3 separate regions of the Mus musculus genome follow, and regions 1 and 2 are each linked to region 3. The links are chromatin loops, found by intact Hi-C in ENCODE. Cell type or tissue: heart. All regions are shown on one strand. Region 1 has its middle 59 kb from the start of Gm15322. Region 2 holds the start of Gm15326 (predicted gene 15326). Region 3 holds the start of Map3k1 (mitogen-activated protein kinase kinase kinase 1).

The links. Peaks named below come from ENCODE experiments on the same cell type or tissue, not always from the same donor. Only the 100,000 strongest peaks of a DNase experiment are listed, where the experiment ranks them.
Region 1: it touches region 3 in a loop (3-fold over the local background); 12 of 42 quality-filtered maps call a loop at or near these places.
Region 2: it touches region 3 in a loop (3-fold over the local background); 10 of 42 quality-filtered maps call a loop at or near these places.

The regions. Positions count from the first base shown.
Region 1 is chr13:111,931,543-111,939,542 of GRCm38, forward strand. No RefSeq gene overlaps it. Among named protein-coding and RNA genes, the nearest start is that of Gm15322, 59 kb to the right of the region's middle. In heart, no CTCF peak of the experiment used is centred here; DNase peaks (open chromatin) are centred at 4,649, 5,069 and 5,629; H3K27ac peaks cover 1,334 bases.
Region 2 is chr13:111,864,603-111,872,602 of GRCm38, forward strand. It overlaps Gm15326 (predicted gene 15326), which reads left to right and starts at 3,334. Exons shown (of 3, transcript NR_130345.1): 1 at 3,334-3,475; 2 at 5,325-5,512; 3 at 6,244-7,335. In heart, no CTCF peak of the experiment used is centred here; a DNase peak (open chromatin) is centred at 3,499; H3K4me3 peaks cover 2,098 bases; H3K27ac peaks cover 3,422 bases.
Region 3 is chr13:111,803,660-111,811,659 of GRCm38, forward strand. It overlaps Map3k1 (mitogen-activated protein kinase kinase kinase 1), which reads right to left and starts at 5,334. Exons shown (of 20, transcript NM_011945.3): 1 at 4,844-5,334. The coding sequence starts at 5,310. It overlaps Gm15327 (a long non-coding RNA gene), which reads left to right and starts at 5,479. Exons shown (of 3, transcript XR_382912.2): 1 at 5,479-6,088; 2 at 7,008-7,097; 3 at 7,203-7,384. In heart, CTCF peaks have their summits at 2,530, 3,601 and 5,639; DNase peaks (open chromatin) are centred at 4,222, 4,402, 5,302, 6,072 and 2 weaker places; H3K4me3 peaks cover 3,487 bases; H3K27ac peaks cover 3,840 bases.

The sequences.
Region 1 (8,000 bases), 130 kb after region 3:
GAAGCAGGAGTGGGGGTTAATGGGTGTGTCTGTTCAGGGACTAATTTCATGGCTAGTAGTAATTGTTCTGACCTCTGATCACCTTTTCTCCATGATTTAAATGCTAGGCCCTAGTCTCCCTTGAACTTGTTATTTCTCTAAGGTCCCAAGGACAGGCATCTGGAGAGTTCTGCTGCTTATCAGGAGGAGGGTTGGTTTTTGGAGACACCAAGTTGGGGAGGATGTTTCGAGCTGTTTCTTAGAATGTCTTTATTAAGGGGGAGTTTTATGGGTAGTGCCATTGTAACACTAGGGGAGCAGCCAGGGAAGAAGGAGGGAGCCCTGGGTTTGCTGCAGGAGGACGCAGCACAGAAACCAACTCTCTGCATATGGTGCTTGCCATGGGCTGGAGGGAAGATGAGAACTTCAGGTGGGGGTGGGGGTGGGGGACGCAGAGGCAAACTGTCTGTACACAGCACTGAAGTCTCTCTAGTTTCAGTAATTCAAGGGTTACAACAGGTCCAATAGCAAGAAACTAGATGAGCTGTTCCTTGTGTTGTCCCAAGACTATGCCACCTCTGCTTTTGGCTTTTGTGCTTGCTCAAACGTTGGAAACAGCTAACTCCTGATCTGCGCAGAGCTGGCCCCTCCTTTCTTGCCACCTGTTAATTAGTAAGGCCATCTTCTGCACACTGTACAGTGACCACCCTTCTCTTCTCCAGCCTGGAGCCCACTTCCTCATCTCCCCATGTGTGCCATCTCCGTGGTACCTGTCAACATCTGACATTTGTCTTTATATGTCCGAAGTCTGCCATTTTCCTCAGTACCAGATTTAAGAAGGCAAGAACCCTCTCTGTAATAGTTTCGGCATCTAGAAAGTTCTAGGCGCATGCTGGCGTTATTTGTCCACCTATTAAATAAATGAAACAAATGGCCCTGAAAATTTGTCTTTAAAAACAGGAGATTGAAGTAACCCTTGTAAGCCTGAATAGAATTTTATTTTTTTATTGAAATCTTTCAGTACCCTAATTTAGTGTTTATCTAAATCTATTTCCACAGTGGAACATGGGAGCCGCTGGGGATGATAGTTAATTTACCCTTCAAGGTTGGTGACACAGAGAGACATTTGAAACTGCTTGGATGTGACAAGGGTGGTTGAGTGCATGCTGCACTGAGCTCTACTGCTGAGTTACTTATTTCCAAGAGGAGTGCTGTTTTCTTAAAGAGATAAGAGCCTGTACTGATGCAGTCACTCGTATAAGAAAAAACAAAAAACAAAAAACAAAAAACAATTGCTTATGTCAAGGAGCAAAGGGATGAACAAGACCGAAAAGGGCCAAAGCCATCTCTCTCTCTAGAGGAGAAATACACATGGAGTTAGTTTCACTCATAACTGTATGGCTTCATTTCTTTAAACCTTAATTCCAGTATCCATGCAGTGGGATGCTTAGAGTATAGTATTTAGAGTCAGTCAGTTCTCTCTCTCTCTCTCTCTCTCTCTCTCTCTCTCTCTCTCTCTCTCTCTCACACACACACACACACACACACACACACACACACACACAGGGAACACTAAAAAGATCTCATCTTCAGATTCTTAGATGACACTTCTGTTAGGGGCTAGAGCAATGGGTCACAAGCATTTAATGTTCTTGCAGAGTACCCGGGTTTGGTTCCCAGCACCCCTATCAGATGTCTCACAACAGCCTGTCACTCCAGTTTCAGGGCATCTGATTACACATGACGCACATAATCTCATGCAGGGACACACACAGCCATGTATATAAAATAAATAAATCTCCCTGGGGGCCAACCTCCCTCTCTGAAAAATGGAAAGATGTTTTTTTGTCTAAGGCAGATTCTACAGCTTATGTTTGTGCACGTGTTTTTGTTTGTTTTTCTCCTTATTTTCATTGTGCTTTTTAAAATTCTGCCTCTCCACCCATAACCATGGTAAAACTAAATCTCTCTCTTATCCCTCCCCCTTTCTTCTATTATTTTCACTTTATTTTTGAACTGTTTATTTGAAGCTATGGTCACACATATACACAGAAGATGAGGGCTTGTGATGCACATTTATAGATATGCTATACAAAGTTTTGTCTTGGTGACTGTCAGCAATGCCTTGAAACTGTGTGGGGGAGCAGAGCTCACTCTTGAGAACTCAGCTCTGCAGGAGGACAGGAAATGGTCTATTGAGAAACTGGTGACGTGAAAACGCTGAAATCCATCTTCAGCCTCGGTTCTGGTTTAGTTTGATTGGGAAACAGCAGCATTTATAAAAGCTGAATGGCTTCTTCTTCTATCCCTGTGGTCGCTGCTGTGATTTCTAGGTGAAGATTCAGGCTGCTAGTATAGCCCTTTGATTAGCTGGTTACTCAAAAGGGCTGCTCGTGCCTGTCTCTTAGCTGTGTGCCTTGGGTGGTCGTACAGGTGCAGAACTAGAGAAAATAGAAGGACTGGGTTTGAGATGTCCTGATAAAAGCCTTCACGAAAGGGACTTATATGTTAATATTTAACAAATGTGCATGGGCACTGGGCTGAAGTGGGAGCAGCTTTCTGGAAAGATGTTTATCAAATGTTTATTAAACCTACACGCCTTTCTGGTGTGTGTGTGTGTGTGTGTGTGTGTGTGTGTGTGTGTGTGTGTGTGTGTGATTCCTCAGGACCCATCCAGTCTAGTTTTTGAGATACAGTCTCTCACTGGGACCTGGGGCTTGACAATTAGGCCAGGCTGGATGGACAGTAGACCCCAAGGATCTGTCTCTCAGCCTTTGAAGTACTGGGAGTGCCAAGTGCACATCACCACCCTCAGTGATTTTTTCACTTTTCTGTAAGCTCTGATGATCATACTTAGGCCTGCATGCTTGTAGAACTAGCACTTTTCACCTCAAAGTCATAGCCTTTAAAATGGGCCTAAAAACCCCTCCAAACACACACACACACACGCACGCACGCACGCACGCACACAGACAATCACGTCAAAACAAAAGAGGTGGGAATTTCTCTGGAAAGAATGGCTGAAATTGGGGCAGAAGGACCCCCACAACGACATAGAGCTTACTAACGTTAGCTGCACATGTGCAGACCCAGTGTGAATCTTTTTCCAAAGCACATTGTGTTTACCAATGAAGCATGCATGCATTTTCATGCTTAGGTTTTAAAGAAAGATAAGCAAATTGGGAGAGAACCAAGAATGTGTTTGAGATCTTAAGAAGAAGTGATCACACACACAAAACAAATCAATAATTTAGGGATATATCTATTGGGCTAATTGAGAAGCAAGTATAGGAAAATATATGCTTGTAATCTGTCCTTGGGTAGTCGATATACTAACTCTTAGAGTGGTTATAAAAATATACACTCTGATTACATTTGGAATTAAATTTAAAATGTCTTTACTGGGTTGTGTCAATTGAAATTATATCAAAACCCTGTCTCGAAAAAAAAAAAAAAAAAAAGAAAGAAAGAAAGAAAGAAAGAAAGAAAGAAAGAAATAAATTATATCAAAAATGTTGGCAACCAGAGAGCAGAGGCAGAGAGGCTCAAGGGCGAGTTCTGGCTGCAGAGAACTTGTTTTTACCCTTGAGGGCTGGGCATAGAGTGATTAATCATCATAGGATATCAGATATATCCCCTGTCTCATTCAATAAGAAAGAGGCCAATAGTCGAGAAAGAGATGGGGTGGAGAAAGGGTGGTATGGATGGATCAGGAACTTATTATTGCGTATGTTTCCTCAGTGTTTTGTCAAGAGCACCCAGTGCTCACCAATTCTACAGTCTACTCTTCTGACTCCATTGCACCGTTCAATCCATCTGAAGAATAGTAGTCTATGAGTTTTGACATAGATTGTGTGACACAAACACACCCAGGTACAATGTATACTGTCAACTATGCCTTTTCCTAAGTAATTCCTGCTCCTACCACACTCTCAGAGGCAATCTACAGCTATTCCTGTGAGAGTGGGTAAGCATGTTTGTGTCTTACCATTGGTTAATTTTGCCTGTCTAGGCATTTCATGTTATAATCATAAAACATGCACTCTCCTGTAGAAAAAGTTCCCTTCACTTGGCTTAGTATTTTTGAGATGTCTGATTTTGAAAAGTTGAAAAAATATCCCTTAGTCTTTGGCGATTCTTGGGTTAGCATCAGGAATGCTGGGTAATGGTGGCGCGCCTTTAAACCCAGCACTCAGGGGGCAGAGGCAGGTGGATCTCTGAGTTCAAAGTCAGCCTGGTCTACAGAGTGAGTTCCAGGACAGTCAGGGCAATACAGAACCCTGTCTCCAAAATCCAAAAATCAATCAGTCAGTCAGTCAGTCAGTCAGTCAGTCAGTCTGCCTGCCTCCTGCCTGCCTACCTGCCTATCTATTTTTTTTTTTAAACTGAAGTGGTGAGGGTAATGGGGAGAGGAGAGGAAGTGGATCCTAAGTATAGAAACTCGGGCCTCTTAATTTTCTGATGCAAAACTGAGGACTGGTTCTTGTCAAGGTCATGCAGGTTGAGCTGAAACTGGAACCCAGATCTCCTGACCCACTCTTGGAACAGTGAGCCAGGCAGCTGAGCGAGGTGGTTGTTTTGAGCCGATGCCATGTGAGACTAGAGAGTTTCGACAGAGCTTTGCTTAGAGGATGTGAAACTACACTAACCTCATGTGACAAGAGAACCTTGGAGGCCTTGGTGTGGGGCCAGGAGAGGAAGTCTGCATGGCTTCTGGTTACCAACTCCACCTCTGAACCCACTGGCCTGGGGTGACTTATGGCGAACCTTCTCATTTGCAATAAAACCAGACATGGGGCAGGGAAAGCTTTTCTACGGCAGCGTGCAGAAGGCAGGGCACTGCTAAAAAAAGGTAGGTGGGCGTGGCCTCTAAAAGGCACCTTCAGCCACATGCGTGCTCCTCCCAGAGCAGGGGGATCTGGAGCTGCAAACAAATCCCTAGGGAGGGAGAGATGCTGTGGTTACAGACACAGCCTTTGTGTCTTGTATGCATGTTCCAATTCAGCCCCAGATGACAATGACCTGGTAGTTCCTGCCTGCCAGCTGTTGGCTGGCCTCTGTGAAAGTCCCCAATGTTTGGGCCAATGCCTCGTGGGCAGGTATCCATATCATGAGGCCAACTGGCACTGTTGGCACCTTTGTTGGTCAAATGAGCACAGTGACTTGGGACAGAGGTGGCTGATCCACCCTCCCTACCAGCTGGCTGGTGGGAGCCTGTGGGCAGGTGCCCTGGGGAGAAAAGGGTTCCAGTTGCCATGGTAACTGTTCAAAAAAGGAGGTTCCCTCCTCAAGGCCAGTTTGGTGTCTTTTCTGCAGGGGAAGAAATGGATCTGTGGCAGCCAGGCCGGCCGTGTATATCAATTCGTGCCTCATCTGTTTGGAATCTTTACTTCTAATTGGACCTATTATTAGTGTCTGGGAGAGAATCTGAGGGCTGGTGGATCTGTTGAGAGATGTCATTATAGCAAAGACTAGGTCACCAGAGAAGTCCCAGAAGAATCATTCCCGTGTATACCAAGCAGAGCTGGACAAAGAATTCCAAAGGCTTTTTTTTTTTTTTTTTTTTTTTTTAAAGGCAGACTTGCAGGTTGGACGAGTTCTCTGGGCTATTCCGGGATATGGAGATTAGCACTGACTGAGGCCTTCACCCTAGATGTCCTTTGGCCAAACTGTCCTGGGCACAGGGGTGAAGGGACCCTGGTCAGCTTGCTGGGCCTGGCTAGTTTCCCACAGTGAATGCATTGTAAAGAACCAAGCATTCTCGTCGATGCTGTCTCTTCTGTAAAGGTTTCACGTATGCCTTTACCTTGGACGGACGTTTCTGGCTTTGATCAGAAAGTCCAACTCCTTCATCTTACTACTTCTGCATCTCGCTTCTGATGAAAGCCATCCTCACGCAGGTCACTGGGTTGAGGGTCAGTGATTTTTCCCACTCAGCCTTTCTTCTGTGTGTTGGTATAAAGATCCTCTGTTCCAGGCTTTGAGATGATTGGGAGAAATACTAGCACTGTGTGAGTGCAGGAGCTTCTGAGCCCCTTCCTGGGGCAGGGCGTGGATTGTGCTCTGTTCTGCCTACTGATAGCTAGTCAGAATCATTTAGATGGGCTGGTAGGTACCTAGGATTAGGAAATATGACTTATTCTGGCTAAACCTGAACACCTTGCCTGCAAGTGTGGCCGTGGTGGACACAGCCATCAATTGTCTAACGTAGCAAGTGAGACTAGAACAGATCTTCCTGCTGCTGCTTGCCAGCTGGTTCTGGTTCTGGAGACCGAATTACACACACACACACACACACACACACACACACACACACACACACACACACACAGTTCTCACTATATTTTCCCAGTAACGGATTGAACTTGCAAAGTGTTGTCCTGTGTCCTACTGCTAAGCAAATATTTAGAATTTGTCTTCTGAGCTGGGACACTGGGGATGCAGAGAGAGACGGGGCATCATCATCTGCTATCCCAGAGGCCCTCACAAGGGAGAGACGGCAAGGAAAAGGTCCTCACAACTGTCCCGAGTTCCTTCAATGATGGACAATGATATAGAAGCACGAGTTGAATAAACCCTTTTATCCCCAAGTTGCTTTTGGTCATGGTATTCCATCAAAGCAACAGAAACCCTAACTAACACACTTTCCTGGCATGCTCGAGGCCACAGGATCTATCTCCAGCACAGACTGCATAGAGCAGCCATGGTGGCACACAACCATAATCCCAATACATGCAAGATAGAAACAGGATGATCAGAAGAAGTTCCAGGTCATGGCAAGTTCACAAAGCAAGTTCAAGGCTGGGCTACATGAAACTCTACCTCAGAAAACATGAACAGAGCAAAGAACTGAATGCCACCACATCATGAAGAAAAACTGTGATTTCTAAAAAAAAATAATTCTAGTAATTTTGTACATTTATCCTATTAATTTGTTTTTGCTTGCCCCAAATTTTAACTCATTGCTGAAAGACCTGATTATAGGCATAACAGTGTTTCAGGATTGTTGAGTTATTATTATTGTATTTGTTGCTATCCCTCTTTTTTCCCTCCTCTTTCTCCCTTTCTCCTTCCCCGCTTCCTCATCCTCTCATGCCCCACTTCTTCTTGAAATTTGGGGTTTCCTTTAGTGGAAGAAGAAAAAGAAATAGTACCAACGAGTCCCTCTGCAGCTCAGGCACTCTACCTTGGACAAGAAGAGTCCTTGTGCACAGCAGTAGCCACAATGATGCCCAACTCCTTTGTAACCTCCTAGTGGAAGCGCTGCATGTAACATACCTTCTTGGTGCCCTATAGATTGTAAAGACACGAACAGAGCACATATGAAGGAGAGGAGGCTGAGAACATAGCCAAGGGAGAAAGAAGAGCAGAACTGATAAAAAATGTCAGAAGGGACTAGAGTGGGGGTGAGGTTGGGGGTGGGGGTCTTTTGGGGAGGGGGTGGTCATAGCAACCTCACAGGAAGAACATCCAATGACTGAGTCTCTGAAATATTGGCCTGGTCGCCAGACTCCCTACAGCTCAAGTGATTATACTTACATATCAAAGGAAAAGGTGACCCTGAAGCCGGGACAACTCCGGACCTTATAGGGAGAAACAAAGGGGGAAATGGGTGGAGAGCTGCAGTATGGGAAGGGTTCAGTAATTGTGCAGGGAAGTGATGGGGTTACAGACGAATTAGGCAGCTGATACATTACTAGACTGGCTCCTGGAAATGAGAGATAAGACTGTGTTAGAGTTAGGACAGGGGCTTGGAAAGAGGGAGAGACGGTCGGTCACTCTTTCTCGGCTCTACGGCTTGTTTTTTTTTTTTTGTTGTTGTTTGTTGTTTTGAGTCAGGGTCTCATTTCCAGGGACTGAGCAAATCCTCCTACTTCAGCCACTGATTACTAGGATCACAGGCTTGTGTCACCCTGCCCAGCTTAGAAAGTACTATTTTGTAAGGCTGAAACGTGGCAAGGCGCACTGATCCTGTGCGTTATTTGTAATAGGATCTTGTAGGAAATGAATTAACATCACGT
Region 2 (8,000 bases), 61 kb after region 3:
GTGTGCAAAATTCCTGAGGGCATTTCCATACATTTATCACATTTTGTTTGTTTTTCTAATTCTGCAATATATATTGTAAACATTCTGAAATGCGTGTATCTAATCAATTAATTTTATTTGCTGTATAAAATTCCTTTCTCTACCCAAATTGATTTATAGTTTTAAATTTATTTCTCCAACAAAAGGCAGCTAGGTTGTTTCAAACGCTCGCTGTCTTAGTCAATGTTCTATCGCTGTGAAGAGACACCATAACCACAGCAACTCTTATAAAAGAGAGCACTTAACTGGGGCTGGCTTACATTCAGAGGCTTAAGTCCTGGTGGGAAGAATGGTAGCATGCAGGCAGACATGGTAGCTAACACTTCTACCTCTGGATCTTCAGGCAGCAGGAAGAGAGCAACACTTGGCCTGGCTTAAGCACATGAAACCTCTAAGCCTACCCCAGTAATACACTTCCCCCAGCAAGGCCACACCTTCCTTCAACATGGACACACCTCCTAAGAGTGCCACTCCCCAATGGCTAGCCATTCAAATATATGAGACTATGGGGGCCATTCCTCTGTAACCCACCACAAATGCGTTAACATTTCTGAACTATTGTATTTGCTAGGTGTTCATGTGTTCATGTGCACATGGGCCAGAGGACAATTCATGGGAGTCAATTGCCTCCGTACATTGTATAGGTCCTGGAGATGGATGGGAGCTCAGAATGGCAGACTTGGTGGCAAGCTCCCTTACCCAGTGAGCCATCTCACTCACCCCACGTGTACTTTGCAAGACCTACTTTCAATGTCATTGTGTTAGTTAGCTTTTCAGTACTGTAACAAAAATCTAAGACAACGCATTTATAAAGGAGAAAGCCTGACTTTAGCTCACAGTTTTGAAGATGTCAGTCCAGTGTCAGTTGGTCCTGATGCTTTTGGGTATCTGGCGAGGCAGATCTCATAGTATGATATAGTGTGTGTGGAGAAGCAAAGCCTTTTAGCCTATAATGGGAACTTAGAGAAGATAGGAAGGGCCTTGATTTCCTATTATCCTCTGTATGGGCAGACCCTAGTGACTTAAGACTTCATACCAGGTCCTACCCACTCCATGTTCCACCATCACTCGATAGCAGCAAGCTAGTGAATAAACTTTTGTTTGTTTGTTTGTTTGTTTGTTTTGTAGCCCATGGGGTTTAGGGATACAGTCCAGATCCAGACTACAGCATCTGTCAAATGCTATCAGGTTCAACACACCCATCACACTTAAGTTTACCAAGCCAGTTCGAGACAAAAATAAAACCCCAGGAAACCTGTCCCGTTTGAAGTCTGATCTTATTTAATATTGCTTCTGGCTTTATGGCTCCATTAATATAACAGCAGATCTTTTAAGTTGGTTGTTACCCTCTTGAGTCAGCGGCAGCAGACAATTCGCTGTTCTGGGCTCGAGTTTTCTGGAAGGAAGGCATTCAGAAGCCGAGGCAGGAGGTGGTCAGTGTTTGTCAATGCTCACCCTTTACCTGTCAGGCTGAGAGCTTGTCATCTGGGGGTCCATGATGCACAGGGCTATGGGAAATGTCTCAGAGGAGCCAAAAAGCTGATGCATAGGCAGTCACTGCTTTGAGCAGAAGGCCAGAACAGGGTCCGACTTCCGTCAGTGGTCATGGATGAGATGCTCAGCTTGTCCCCATTTTCTTCATCTGCTGAGAGGCAGTGATGAGATGATGCTTCATTGAAAGGGCTCTTCTGAGCTCTTACTGAGACGCTGTCAGTAAAGTTGCCGAGGAACTATAGGATCTGTCATATAAAAAGTAGTGGCTCCCTCTTAGTCATGAAATGAAGGCCCAAGCAAGAGATTGGTTTGGTTCTGTGAAAAGAAGCTGCAGCCACAGTAAAGAGAAATTAGGTTAGAACAGAATAAAACAACTACAGTAATATATCCTCCTGCCTCCAAACCCACACTTCAGATAGGGCACTTAGTGGGGGTTCCTAGGCCACTCGAGAACTTTCTGTGGAAAGCACAACAGAAACCGCTTGTAACTAATGCTTTGTCGTCTTTGGTTTTGGCTTCAGGAGGTTTTGACCTCAAAAGTCTAATATTTGCAAGCCAAAACTTTATGTGTGTATGTATATACTTATTTATTTTGCATCAAGTAGTTTCCTTAAGTTGAAAAGAAAACCCCAGAAACCACCATATTTATTACCTCCTGCTTCACAGATGACACTGAGAGTCCCTGGAAAAATATAGACAGGAGATCTGTTCCCTACTTTAAACTGAAGCGTAACCAGTTGTTTGACTAGAGCGTTTTTTAAATTTTGAGATGAATACAGATAAGCGTTCTGTGTGAGAGGTGACTCAGGGGTTAAGGGCACTTGATGCTCTTGTAGAGCATCAGAATTAGATTCCCAGCACCCAAGCTGAGGAAGTGACAACTGCCTGTAACCAGCTCCAGGGGAGCCGGTGCCCTCTTCTGGCCTTAGAGAGAACCTGCACACGTGCACATTGTACACACACACACACACACACACACACACACACGTGCACATTGTACACACACACACACACACACACACATACACACACACACACACACATACACACATACACATACACAGGCACATACACACACATACACACACATACACACACACATACACACATACACACACATACACATACACATACACACACATACACACACATACACAGGCACATATACACTAAGAAGACTTCTAAAAAAAAAAAAGAATTTCCAATGTCGTCACTTAAAGCACGAATGATGTTGTGTCTCCATTGAGGGTGGAGCTCAGCAGATAACTGGAGCTGTTTGTATCTAAACATAGATCTGGGTCCTGTCAAGCAAATAGAAAAAGCATATGATTTCTGGAAGTTGTTCACTGGCTGTGACTAAAACCCAAACTCCCTTACAACCAACACTTCCCACACAAGATGAAAACATGAAAAATTTGGTTTTGCTAACTGTTCTCCATTAAACCCCAACCATACCTGGGATTTTGATATGCTACTGAAGGATCTGTTATATATATACACACACACACACACACACACACACACACACACACACATATATATATTCCAGTAGTTGTCTAGTATCATATAAGTATATATATATTCCAGTAGTTGTCTAGTATCATATAAGGCCCCGGAGACAGCACAGACTTCACCAGTTTGGTGGTATTAATTTAGATTTTTCATAAGACCAGAACGACTAAAAGATGAAAGCTAGGCTGGGTTGCGATGTAAAACTAGAAGGCAAACAGGAAATGAGTATTTTCTCGGCCAGCTGTTTCCGACTGAGGGTTCTCTGTGTAGCGCAGTCTCTGAAGCGTTCACTGTTCAGCTTTAAACAGATTGAAATGATCCACCAGGGAAGCGAGAACAAACCCCAGGGCTGTGTGCAGGCAGCATTCAGAGCTGGCCCTGAGCTGCTGTGGAAGGGCGAGCTGCGCCGGCCAACATGTCCGAGCTGAAGGCGAGCCTTTCAAAGCTATCTTTTTTAACAGGATGAATGTGAAGAGCTCCGGGGGAGGGGGAGGGGGAGAAGGCAACACAAACCCTCCACTTGAGCAGAGCTTCCGGTCCGTGTGGCTCTCTCTTTGCTGACAGTTATTCTTAGGCCTGCTTTAGCTTCAAAGGTTTCCTCTTTTCTATTTTTGGGAGCAGAATATGGATCTGGGTCTGCCTAACCCCTCTCCACTACTAGTCGGTGCCCCGAGAAGCGTAGCGCCGATGCTTTCTATAGCGATCACGTCTTTCTTTCAGCACCTCCAAATGATCTTTAATATTATGGACCCAGATTTGCCAGATTTACGGGCCGAAGTCAGTGAGTTTTCACATTGATTTGTAGTGTCTTGATTTACACATTCCTTTCTCCAGCAGGGGCATCTCAGAGATCAACTCCACCGTGGGGGTTGACATGTGTGCTGGGTGAATGAACCCTTGTTGATAAAATAGGTGGCCGCGGGATGGATGGGAAGTAAGCAAGCGTGGTTTGCGTTAGAAGGGCCATGAAACTGATGAGAGCCAGTCACGTTTGGCGAAGAAATAATGGGTACCTGTCTAATTGGAGATCAGCTTGTTGGATGTAACAGTGTAACACCAGCCACAAGGCATAGGGACCAGAATGCTGAAGAATGCAAAGGAACACCTTACCTTAAGCGTGGTGGTGGTGGTGGTGGTGGGGGGGGTGGTGGTGGTGGCGAAGGGCGGAAGGTTGATCTATTTCTCTTTCTGCCCCCACTCCGGTTCTTCCTGATCCACCACCACCTGGCTTTACCGATTAAATTAACAATAAGCTTGCACGTGTCAGTTTTAATCCACACGTCTCAACATTTTACAAAAGAAAATTTAAGGCTCCTATCTTGCCCGTAAAATATAGGGAGGGCTGCCTTCTCAAATGCAGAGCTGGGACTCTGGAAATGTCCTCAGCTTGGCCCAGCTGCCCCTGCCACATGGTCTTAATCAAGATCTGCCTGTCTGGCTTTAAAAGGGTGACAATCTTCTTCTCGAGCAGGATTACGGGGGGAATGTGTCAAGGGAGGCATCAAGGGTTCTCCCTGTCTTCCCAAGGTTACTCAGCAAGTTTGCCTGCCAAAGCATCTCATCTGACCATCATCACTCCCAAGAAGGGCAACCCCTTCCATTCTGTGAATGGTCTATATGCTATTGATCATATTTCATTATGCAAAGAACAAAAAGAAAATGAATGAGGATGTAATAGGAGTGTAACTTTGAGAAACACTTCTAGGCACTTTACAAGTGGATACTTGGTCAGGGAGGGGGGAGCCCTCAGATTAGGTCATGTGATACTATTGTAATATTAGGAGAGTGTCCTGAAGTGCATTTTACAAAATGCTTTTAAGTAGCAGACAACATCTTAGGTTTGATGTTGACCGTGAGATTAAAAACCATGTTAGAATTTAAGATGTTCCTGGCCTTAGTGTCTTCTCCAGAGCATTTTGGTCCTGCTGATTTCTTCAGAGTTATTTTAAATGTGTCCTATTCTGACTAACTCAGAAAGATGGTATTGTATTCTCTCACGAGAACAATAATTTACTCTTTCTTATTTCTCTCTCTCTCTCTCTTTAAAGTAGAGCAAAAACACTTTTCATAGAATATCTGGTTTTTCCTGTGCAGAAAAAGCCATCCCTCAGATTTCCTATGCAAACATTTGTCCTCTCAGGTTGGGAAAAGATTAAAACGGCACTTGGCGGGGCGGGGGAGCCTATAGTGTCTCTTTCCGAGATGTACTCCAACACTTGGCAGGGTGAGGTGTTCCTAGCAGGTGCTGGCTTTGCTATAAATGGACAATTTATAAACAGGGCTGACAACTGGGAAAACAGAGCCATGGAGAAGGCCGGCATTCCAGGGGCCAGCGGTGATTTCCTATCAGACGGTCCTCAGCATGGAATTATTGATAGCTGTGATGCCGAAAGGGAGCCAGTTGGCTAATGCCTGGAAGGGCTGAACCCCCGCTCACGGATGATCTGCTGCAAGATATCTTAACTAGGTCAGTGCAAATTAGCTTCTTCAGCTTCGTGGTTCCTTAATGAGCAGTTTAATCACGAAGTCTTTTCTTCCCTCCTCAGCCTTGCCTGAATTTAACTCTCTTCCCGCTCTGACACAGGAATGGAGCAAGTGGGAAAGTCTGTCTGAATAGATAAGGCGGCCCAGTGGGTGGGAGAGGAGGGGACTCAGCAAAGCTTCTAGCACACAAGGCCAACGCACAATCTGCTCACGGCAGAGTCAGGCATGTAACCCAGGGTAGTGGTTTTGAGCCTGTATCCAAGGGAAATGGCAGGCATACGGGGTGTTCTGTGCACTGAGGCCTGGGGCAGAAGCAGAGATGGATAGCCGAGGTTTCTAATTTCTCTTTTGCTGGTCGTCCAGAGCTACCAGCTACCAAGCCACTTTCAAGCACCCTCCCTCCCCCGCCCCCCAGCAAGACTGCTCTCAAAGTATTCTTCTGGGTGCATCCGTACAATGTCTGCTCTTCCTCTTATTAGTATTGCTGTTCCTCCCACTGTTCCTATTTGAGCCTGTTCCTCCCTGTGGCGGTGCTTCACAGGCCTGTACAGAGTGTTGGGTGGCTTGCTGTATACCCATCACAGCCTTGTATGGGTGTACAAGGAGCAGAGTGGCCATACCTGTTTGCTCTGTGTGAGTGGTTTTTCCAGGAGACATCCATTTGGCTGGGACTTGACTTTTCTCCCAACCACACCCTCTTGTTTTCTTCTTCAGACTGAAGCCCTGACTCCGCAAGGAACTCAGACTGCCTTAGGAGGAGAGAAAACTTCATGAGCCCGAGGCAGAGCTATGGAAACATATGCATACCCCAGCCCAGAGGTTGGACTAGATGGCCTGGCTGTCGGAACACAAGGCATGAGACTTTGAGGGAATCCGGAGTGGGACTGTGAGGGGCCACACAAGCAAAACACTTTCAAATCAGGAGGAGCTGATAGCAAATCACCACTGGCCCCTGGGATACTGGCGTTCCCCACTTTCAAACACTAAAGGAGACAAAGACATTTGCTCTTGGTTAGAAGGCCAGGAGTACAGATTCCCAGGGATCTGCCACGCCTCCGGAAATCTCAGGTTCGGAAACAGTGGTGAACACTGGAGAACTCTCACCAAGCGTCTACTATTTGCAAAGGACCCTACTAGGCAAGGAGAGAAAGGAAGGATATGGATGCCAAGCAGAAGTTTATGATGGGGATAGGGATACACCATAGATGAGGGCAATAGAGTATGGTGAAGCCACAGACAACAAGAGAATGTTCTAGATGTGCCCCAGAAAGTCAGGGCTGGCACTGGTTTGGAATGACTAGAGAGGAACACATGAGCAAAATAGGGCCTTACAGGGTGGACATTTTGAGTACAGTAATTGGAAATGTGTGAGAGAGATCGTTGCATGAAGGAGATTCTATGCTGGGAGCCATGGCGGGGGGTGGTCTTTGAGCTTTGCAGGTAACGGTAGAAGGAACGCACACATCTGATGGCTCGGAGGGGTGTGCAGTTCACCTAACTAGACGCTTCCTTTCAGGAAACGGGGACTAAGAAGGCAGTGGTCAGGAGCCTAAGACAGCAAGAAGAGCCATCACTGTGGGAGGTGTTCATAAAGTCTAACTTTTGTATGGCTGAGGCTGGTTGGCAGAGGTTCTTTGTTAGCGGTATGCTCTGTAGCACGCTAGTCGAGTCCTCTATCCTTCGCGTCCTCCTTCCTCGTTCGCAGTCCTGTTTGCCAACTGTCTGAACCAGGGCTGCACAAATTTCTGCGTGTGGACTTTCCCCACAAACAGAGCCAAAGTAAAACAAAAGAAGATACGTTTTTCCAAAGTTCACCGCTTGACTCTCACCCCCCCCCCGACCGCCCCCGCAGCTCATAACTAACTCAGACGGTCATTTCTGAGCCCTGGGACATCTGTTCAATTTAACAGTCTGCCGAAGCAGAGCCATAGATTGGGGTGGGTAGGGTGGCTGCTGACTAGGGAGCCATCATGCACCAAGAGCCCTGGGTGGAACTTCCTTTCCTGTCACAGAGTGCCATTCTCTCCCACCTCAGTGTATGGCCCGCGAACAAACAGTTCGGGCATGAACTGGGAGGTAGTTAAAAGCACAAGGCCTTGTCTATGTGTTTTGCAATATCGCACGCGAGTCGCATGCACTTGGAGTTTGCAAAGCACCCCTCTCAGTCCAGCTGTGTGGAAGTCTCACCTGTGGTGCTTTTAAAACATTCCCAGACAGACTGCTTTCCCCGGCAGAGAAAGTCACAGTCTCTACGGGTAGAGACAGGCAACTGTCGCTTATAAAGAAAACTTTCAAAATGATTCTAGGGGCAGCCTGAACTGAGAGCCTGGGTAGCCTCTGCGCTTCCAAGGTATTGACTTTCGCTCCCGCCGAAAGACAAGTGATGTCCACAGCTGTGGTAATGGGTGCTTATTCTGCATTCTGGCCAAGAAGTGCCTGGCAAAGAGCAGATGTTCAACTATTGTTGTAGG
Region 3 (8,000 bases):
TCTGTCTCCATCTCTCTTAATAAGAGCAGGCAGGCAGGCGGGCGGGCAGAGTGTGAACCAGATCTGTATCTGTTTACTATGGCTGAGGCTGCCCAAACCCAGCGTGCCTCTCTTCTCAGAGAAGGGCAAACAACCAGAGGAAAGGAGCAGGAATACCAAGCAGGGGGCAAAGCCAGCTTTCCTAGCTACTGACTTAAAACTGGCCTCAGGGGCTAGGAAGGTACGGATGTATTCACCTAAGGCTGTAGGTGAGGTTCAGAGGACTGATTTTGCGCGCGCTCTCTCTCTCTCTCTCCCCCCCCCCCCCATTTCTCTCACTATCTCTCTCGATCTCTCACTCTGCACTTAACATAGGATCACAAAACACGGTCACTCTACCATCCTCCAACTGAAACCCAGGCTCTGTACCAGTGACCTTTTTTGATCAGCCAGACCACTGTCTCGCAAAGTTCATCTACACTGAATGAATGAAATCTAAGACAGTGGGAACACTATTCGGGCTTCTTTGTCTCCTTTCACTTATGATTTAATATGGCACAAATCTAAGAAACTTTCAACACTAATCATTTATCCTCTTTGCCAGAGCAGGGGGTTTGGGGTGTGTGTGTGTGTGTGTGGCATACATAGTATTTACTTGTAAAATGCCTGTGCCCACGCAAGGCTGTTAGAGAATGTGTCAGATCTGTACAGGCAGGGCAGAGTCCGCGCCCGTCCTCTCACGACTCCTACAGAGCAACTTCCTTCTTAAAGTTCATAAATTAATTTAATAATTAACTTGAAAACAAAAATAGAAACAGCAAAAACTAATGAGAGGCGCTGGCAACAGAGGCAGGCTGACTTGGGTCGAGTCCTAACTCCTCTCTGTGGCTGAGTGTTCATGGGGGGCGGGGGGGGGGGGGGCTCTACATCCAAATAATTTTTACCTCCCCAAACAAGTTACCATGCCTGAGAGGGCGGCAGTGGCGATTAAACAAGGTGATCTATGTAATCTGTCAGCCGCACAGAAGGCAAGGAAGCTAACTGTATTAAAAGCATACACCCGCCAAGTGTGTTTTAAGCCATAGGTAAAATTCCTACGTTTAGTGGTCTAGAGGGTACCAGACTAACGCCCCCGCTTCTGGTGAGTCATTTGCCTGAATTCTGGTCCTGACTCTTTTTCATGACTAAAAATACTCTCAAGATATGCCTGAAAGACATTGTTATGTTTTGAATATTGCATATATGTTAGCAATCAAACCCAAGGCCTTGCTCATGCTAGGGTCTGTCTGTCTACCTCCTCCTGGCTTTACCAGTTCCCTTGACATTTTTCAGCAACTGTAACTTTTCACTAAAGATACAGAAAGGCCAGGGCCAAGGAAGACGGCCAGTCTAAAGGATGCATGTGACACCCGTGATACAAACAAATCATCCTACGTTGAAAAGTGCAGGCACGGGGTCAGCAGTGCCCGCCATGGACCAAGACCTTCCCATTCACGCTTTCCCACTTCCTTTAACACAGCTTTCCCCTCAGCTCAGGGAAGCGCCCCGAGTGCAGAATGCAGAGGCAATACTAACTGCATTTTGGAACATCCCTCAGATTTCCTCAGAATAATCCATTCTCCCTGACGACTTCTTCCTTTGGAATTGGCCAGCAGGGTCAAGGACAGGGTAGCAGACTCCTCCTAGGCAAACTGTAGCCTCTCTCTCTCTCTCTCTCTCTCTCTCTCTCTCTCTCCCCCTTCCTCTGCACATTTTGCAAGCTTCAGGCCCACACGTCAGTGACCATTTCCACAACATGCAACACTTGGAGAGGAACAGAAGCATCAATCAATGGGGCTCCTTCCTGTTTGCCTATCTCACAAAATGGAGTCATTATAGTGTATTGGAAATCACATATTAAGGAATGTTGGTTAACCAGTCACTCTTGCCAAGATCAGATATGAAGAGAAAACAAAAGCTGGCAACCACTCTAGCTCTGATATTTCTCTTCCAGAATCCTATTTAATAAGGTTAATCTTTTAAAAATACAGTAGTTTCCTTACCCAGTTTAAAACAAAACCTGGAGAGAAACCCTAAGTCCCAGAGCTCAGGAATTCACTCAGGGCTAACTTCCGGGGCTACATCTATGATGTTAGAGAATCACCAACTCACAGTTTGAAAGGACTTATTTTTAGGTTTATTATTAATGTTTTTATGCCTTCCCTCTAGCAAATGATCAGTGAGTGGTATTTTTAGCTTAACAGCTTCTAAAAGGAAGTGAAACTGAGGCCCGAGCAGCAGAGGTGGCTTATGAAATATCGCTAGTTTTAAACGAGGCTAACACTAACAGGCCCAGCATAGCTTGCTCTTTCACGGGGCAGCAAAGTGATTGATAGTTTGGTTGAAACTACAAAAATAGGACAGAGTAATTATATCTGCCAACCTCACAACAGCCTGTTCAATGCAGAGCAGCACTGTAATTTTTCTTCAAAGACAGTCACTAGGAAGGAAAAGCCCCCTATTCTGTGGCATAAGGGAAAAAAAAAAATCCCAAACCCTTGGGCGCCACTTACAGGACAAACTTTCACTGGCTTGAGTTATTTTACTGAAGGAGAGAGGGCAGACATACATGCAATCTTTGACTTTAATGAATTTCCCATAGCTTATCTTTTTATAAATGTGTATTTTCTAAACATTCAATTTCTACATCCAACGTTTAGAAACTGGATTAAAAAAAACAAAAAACAAACAAACAAAAAAAAAAAACAAAAGAAAAATACGTTAGGTCTTTAGACATGCAGAGGGGTCTTTGGCTCTCTACTACTACTGAAAACAAACCGAAAATATCAGCATTAGATCTTCCTCTTCAAAGCATGAACGTGCGCTACTTGAAAAGGGAACCACATTGTTCAACTGAGATTCTACATGCCGTATAATCATTTCCCCGAGATTTTAAATGAGAAAATAATAAAACATCACAACAGGAAACCCAAAACACAACAACATTTCTGGATAACCCCTTCTTCATGATATAAGTTTTAGACCCGCAGATTTGAAATGAATTTCAAACCAGTTACAAAAACTGGAGGCGGGGTGTGTGTGTGTGTGGGGGGGGGGGGTGTTAGTATTATTTCAAAAGGATTGACAATCGATATTTTACAGCAAATGAAACTATCACATATAACATTTGAGGTGCACCAACAGAATTCTAGCTAGCAGTATTTATTTTAAAGACAGCTTTTACAATTATAAGCCACTGCTTAAAGAGATAAAGAGAGAGAGAGAAGAATGCGCAAAAATCAAGCAGATTACTCAGGTATTCAATTCTACCTGCCCTCACCTTGGTCCTCTGATTTCTAGAGGCAACACTAAAGTTCTATATGTCATTTTTGCAGTTGCTGCTCATGGTATATTCATAGGTGGTTATATTGACTTTATAAATGCTTAAGTGTGGCCAACTGTATTATCATATAGAAAAAAAAATCAGGTCTCACAGGACTAGATAAAATTAATTCCTCAAAGTTTGAGTTACTGTTTTTTCTTTCATCTGTAGTTGATCTGTAGTAAGAGTTGCCACCTAAGAATTATTCTGGTTAGTTTTAATCTAATCTGCACAGAAACAGGAAACCCTAGAGGAAGATACGTGTACAAGTGCACACAGGGCACACACACAGAAAAGCTGCATCGGGGCTGCTTACTGCCTACCTTCCTCCCAATCCTGCCACAGCCAGGGGTCAACACACTTTTTACTACTGGGCTTGGGGGTTGGGAGGAGGGAAAACGACCTCCAAGTAATAAACGGACCGTGATTTTAAACAATCCAGAGCACAAAAGGGGGTCAAATTACTTAGATAACTAACCGAAACCAAGGATTCCTACTGTCAGATTCGACACACAATAAAACACTCTCCACCCACAGTAAACGTCAAGAAATTCTACGGGGGGCCACAGGGTGACGATGACGAAAACATATCCAGCAACTTCACACATCCATCAAGATTTTATGCTTTTGTGTATTTTCATCAGATTTTTTTTTTAAGTATCATATACTTAAAAGAATTTCCTCTAACAGAAAACTTTCCAGTAGCCAAAACAGGGCGAGGCCAAAGAGCCGTTGGTGTAAACTATCTTACGCACATCCTACTTCTGGTGCACCGGAAGACCCCTGCGAGCAAAGCGGCAGCCCCGCACCGTCCCTGTCCCCGCCACGCAGCGGGGCTGCGGGGCGCAGTCCCCACAGCTTTGAAGCTGAATGGCTGACACATCCGGTCCTGGATCCCACAGCATTCCGCCAAAAGCTAACTTCAAAGCCGGATTCAAACTCCCAGCACCGGGCGCTCTAGCCCCCGAGGTGCGGGAGGAATTCCCAAGGACACGCAGCGAGGGCAGCCACGGAGTCCCCGCAGACCCGGCCGCCCCGCGAGCCCGCAGCGTCCGCCTGCGTCGCTTTGACAGGCGCCCCCCCCCCCCGCAGTCCCCGGAATCCCCCGGCCGCCCGGGGCGCGCCGCCGGAGCCCGGCCCGGTACCTGCCCGCGGGCGCGCGTCCCCGTGGGGCCGAGGGGCTCTAGGCTGTCACAGCGCGCAGACCCACCGCCGTCACCTTCGCGCTCCGAGCCCCCCAAACTCACTTCGCGCCGCGGGGGCTCTCAGGACCCGGCCCGGGGAGCCCCGCACCTTCGCGGCTTCCACGCCTGTCACATGTCCGCAAACAATAACAAACTCTCCCGCACGTTCCCGTCCCGTCCCCACGCCGTCCCGGGCGCCGCCCGACCTTCAGGGCTCGGGGACGCGGGCTCCCCCCCCACCCCCAACGAGCGGAGCCCCGGGAGCAGCGCGCCCCGCTCGCTTCATTCATTGCCCGCCCGGCCCCGGCCCGCCGCTCACCCGGAGGGGGCCGCTGCAGAGGGCGGCTCGGCCCCCGCGGGGCTCCGGGCGCCGCTGTCCCGCGCGGCCGCCAGCTCGGCAGAGTGGGAGCCGCAGCGACTCGCCGCTCCCGGGGGTGGCGGTCCCGCCGCGGGCTGGAAGCGACTCGCTCCTGCAGCCGCGTCCGCGGGCTCCGGCGACGGGGAAGTAGATGGGCAGGGCGGCGAGGCGGCGGCGAGGAAGAGCGGCTGCTCCGGCAGCTGGTCCAGCTCCACACTCCGCACTTTGCGCAGCTGCCGCCGCCGCCAGTCCGCGCGCTCGCGGCCCGCGCTGCCAGGCTCCCGCAGCAGCCCCGCCGCGCCCGCTGCGGGCGCGCCGCTTCCCTGGAGAGCTCCTCCTCCTCCGCCGCCGCCGCCCGCCTCGGGACTCGCCGCCGCGGCGCCCGGGAATCCCGACGACGAGGCGCGATCGCCCGCCGCCGCCGCCATTTTCTCTCGCGGGCTACATTCGCTCGTGCCTGCGGGGGAGGGAGGGGGCGGGGAGAGCGCGGGGGGCGGGCGGAGCGGCGGGCGGGTGGGCGGGCGCGCGCTGCTGCCGAGGGCGCGGGCGCGGGCGCGAGCGGGGCCGCGCCTCCCGGCCGGGGCCCGGGAGCGCGGAGCGGCGGGCGGGCGCGCGGCGCAGGTGGGAGGGCAGGGGCAATGCGGGGAACCGGGCGCCGGGCGTTGTGCGCTGCAACCAGGCCGCCGCCAGGTAGTGCGAGACCGGGCGGGGCAGCGGCTCGGCGGGAGCTCGCCCACCCTTGAGCAAGCAGTAATCCGAGCGTGAGTCCCTGGTTCTGGAAGGGGACGCAAGCCGGAGGACTCACGGTCTGTCACTTCACGCGTTTAGTAGCGGTTGCTGGGGGGGCCCCCGCGCGCACCGGCCCGGCCCGCGCCCGAAGCGCAGGTGGCGCCCCGGGACTGTCGCCTGCCGCAGACGGGCGGACGCGAAGCCTTCTCTTAGGAAAGCAGACCTCTTGTCCCGCCCTCGTGTCACAAATAACACTACTTAAGATTTCTTGCGCTACCTTGTGCACCTCTGAAGCTGCTGGTTTGGGACACCCTCCCCCCCACTCCCCCGGCTACGCAGAGGGACCAACCCGGGTACTCTGCCAGAGGTTACTCCCCCGTCTTGGAAAGGCAGGCTCCAACCGAAAGCGGGAGAGCACGTCTGGGGAAGGAGCCAGCGCTATGCCAGGAAGCGCTGGATCATGCCATCTTCTACCAGGTCTCTCCCCACCCCCAACAGATGCTCCCAGCTGCACGTCCCTCTTCCTGGCAGTCAGGTGACAGGCCGGTTCCCGGGTCCCCCACCTCCCTCCCGCCGCCGCTCCCTGGTTGCCCTGTGCGGCGTCCCTCGCCTTTCTCCTGCCCCAGAGTCTAGAAAATGTGCTGGAGATAGAAAAGCAGTATACGTATATGGGATTTCCCCCCTTCGACCCTTTTTCAACGGGATAAAGCTGCCTTGTCGTCCCTATCTCACCCGCCTCTGCCACTTTTTTTTCCCCTAGCCACTTTGTCTAGAATAGACAATCTCTCAGAACCCAGGATTTCTAGATTTATTTTGTGAAACATTAAGACATGAGGCGTGGGGGGAGGGGTAAGAAGGGTTTTCATCTTACAGAGAAAGGAAAGATCTCTCCAGCATTTAGACAAAAGCCTGAACTAGCTCAAAATAATTCATTTAACCTCTCCAAAGTAGATCAAATGAAGCCCTCCTTAGGTGTGTAATGTCAGCCAGAGAGCAAGGTGAGGCAAAAGGGATTTTTAAAAAGGGATCCTGACTTCAGCTTGAGCTCGGTGTTATACTTACTGCTATAACATCTGGCACGCTACAGTTCTCAATGGTTACATTAAAAGGTACACGTTTTGAAAGTTTAGATTAGTCTGTTCAAGATTTAGGTCTACATTTAGGCTATAATTATATGCTCTTTTAATGGTAGACAAGCATAACATCCAAACCAAACAGTAGTTATTTCCCAGGTCTTCCTAGATTGCCACACCCACCAAATCCTAAATTGAAAAGGATTAGCTTTTCTGGTTTCTACTGAGATCTAAAATAAACTTTAAATTGGCGCACTCGTACTTAGGTACCTGTGAGAAAAGCCACTGCGGACCCTCAGCCTTTGTTTCCATCTTTGGACCAGGTTTGGAAGTTTGGCCTGAATAGCAAAGTAAAAAAGAAAAAGAAAAAGAAAAAGAAAAAAGAAAAAAGAAAAAAGGAACTCCGGCAAAAGGTGACTTTTGTCTCTTTATTTGTACAGTGTTTGAACTGTTTGAAGATGAGGGTGGGCATCAAATGAAGCACAAATTGACTAACTGCAGTTCTCTGGCCTCCATAGGCCACATCAGTCTATGAAGACTATGAAGACTAAGTGCTATCTCTCCCCAGTAGTTTCTCCTGATTTGAATCCCATTCCCTTTCATCTTTTATGGACATAGTCTGCTGTCATTATGCACCTATACCTGGACACACGTTTTTCTTTCAGAGATAAGTAATAAAAGGACCAGATTGGCTAAGGAAGTCTGCTCTCTATGTTAATATAACGTCTCCTTTGAATGCAGTTACCTGGGTAGGTCCCTCCCCAACTTTGTGAGCCATAAGTATGATTAAGTGTGGCCCTCCTCACCACACACCCAACCCAACCCCACGCCACCTTGATCTTTGGAGCTGTTTGAATACTGTGATGTATTTCTGCGGAAGCACGTGTCAGATGGCAGACTGCTATAGGCTCTCCATTGCCTTAATTTGATTCCGTTTCCCCTCTTTTCTCCACAGCTATGATTTTCATCTTCGCTCAGACTTAAACATAGCCGTGATTTCCAGTACACACTTGCAGTTTCAGGAGCTTTTTACCAGAAAGTACTTTTACCAGAGCTTTCCAGGTCACGGCTCCCACAGAGGGCTGCCGGGAATGGCCTAAGTCACACTTGAGCTGCTACACCAAGTTCATTTGGAGGATAAACACAGGGCATTTCCTCATTGGGCAAAAATATCACGATGTTAAAATGAAAAAGCCGTATGTGCTGGCAGGGTATTTCAGCTTATAAGGCATTCCGTTCGCAGCTACTGAGCAATTCCTTTGCACACACAAGATGTTTTATTCCTCTCAAATTGTTTAAATAATTTTAATATTTGT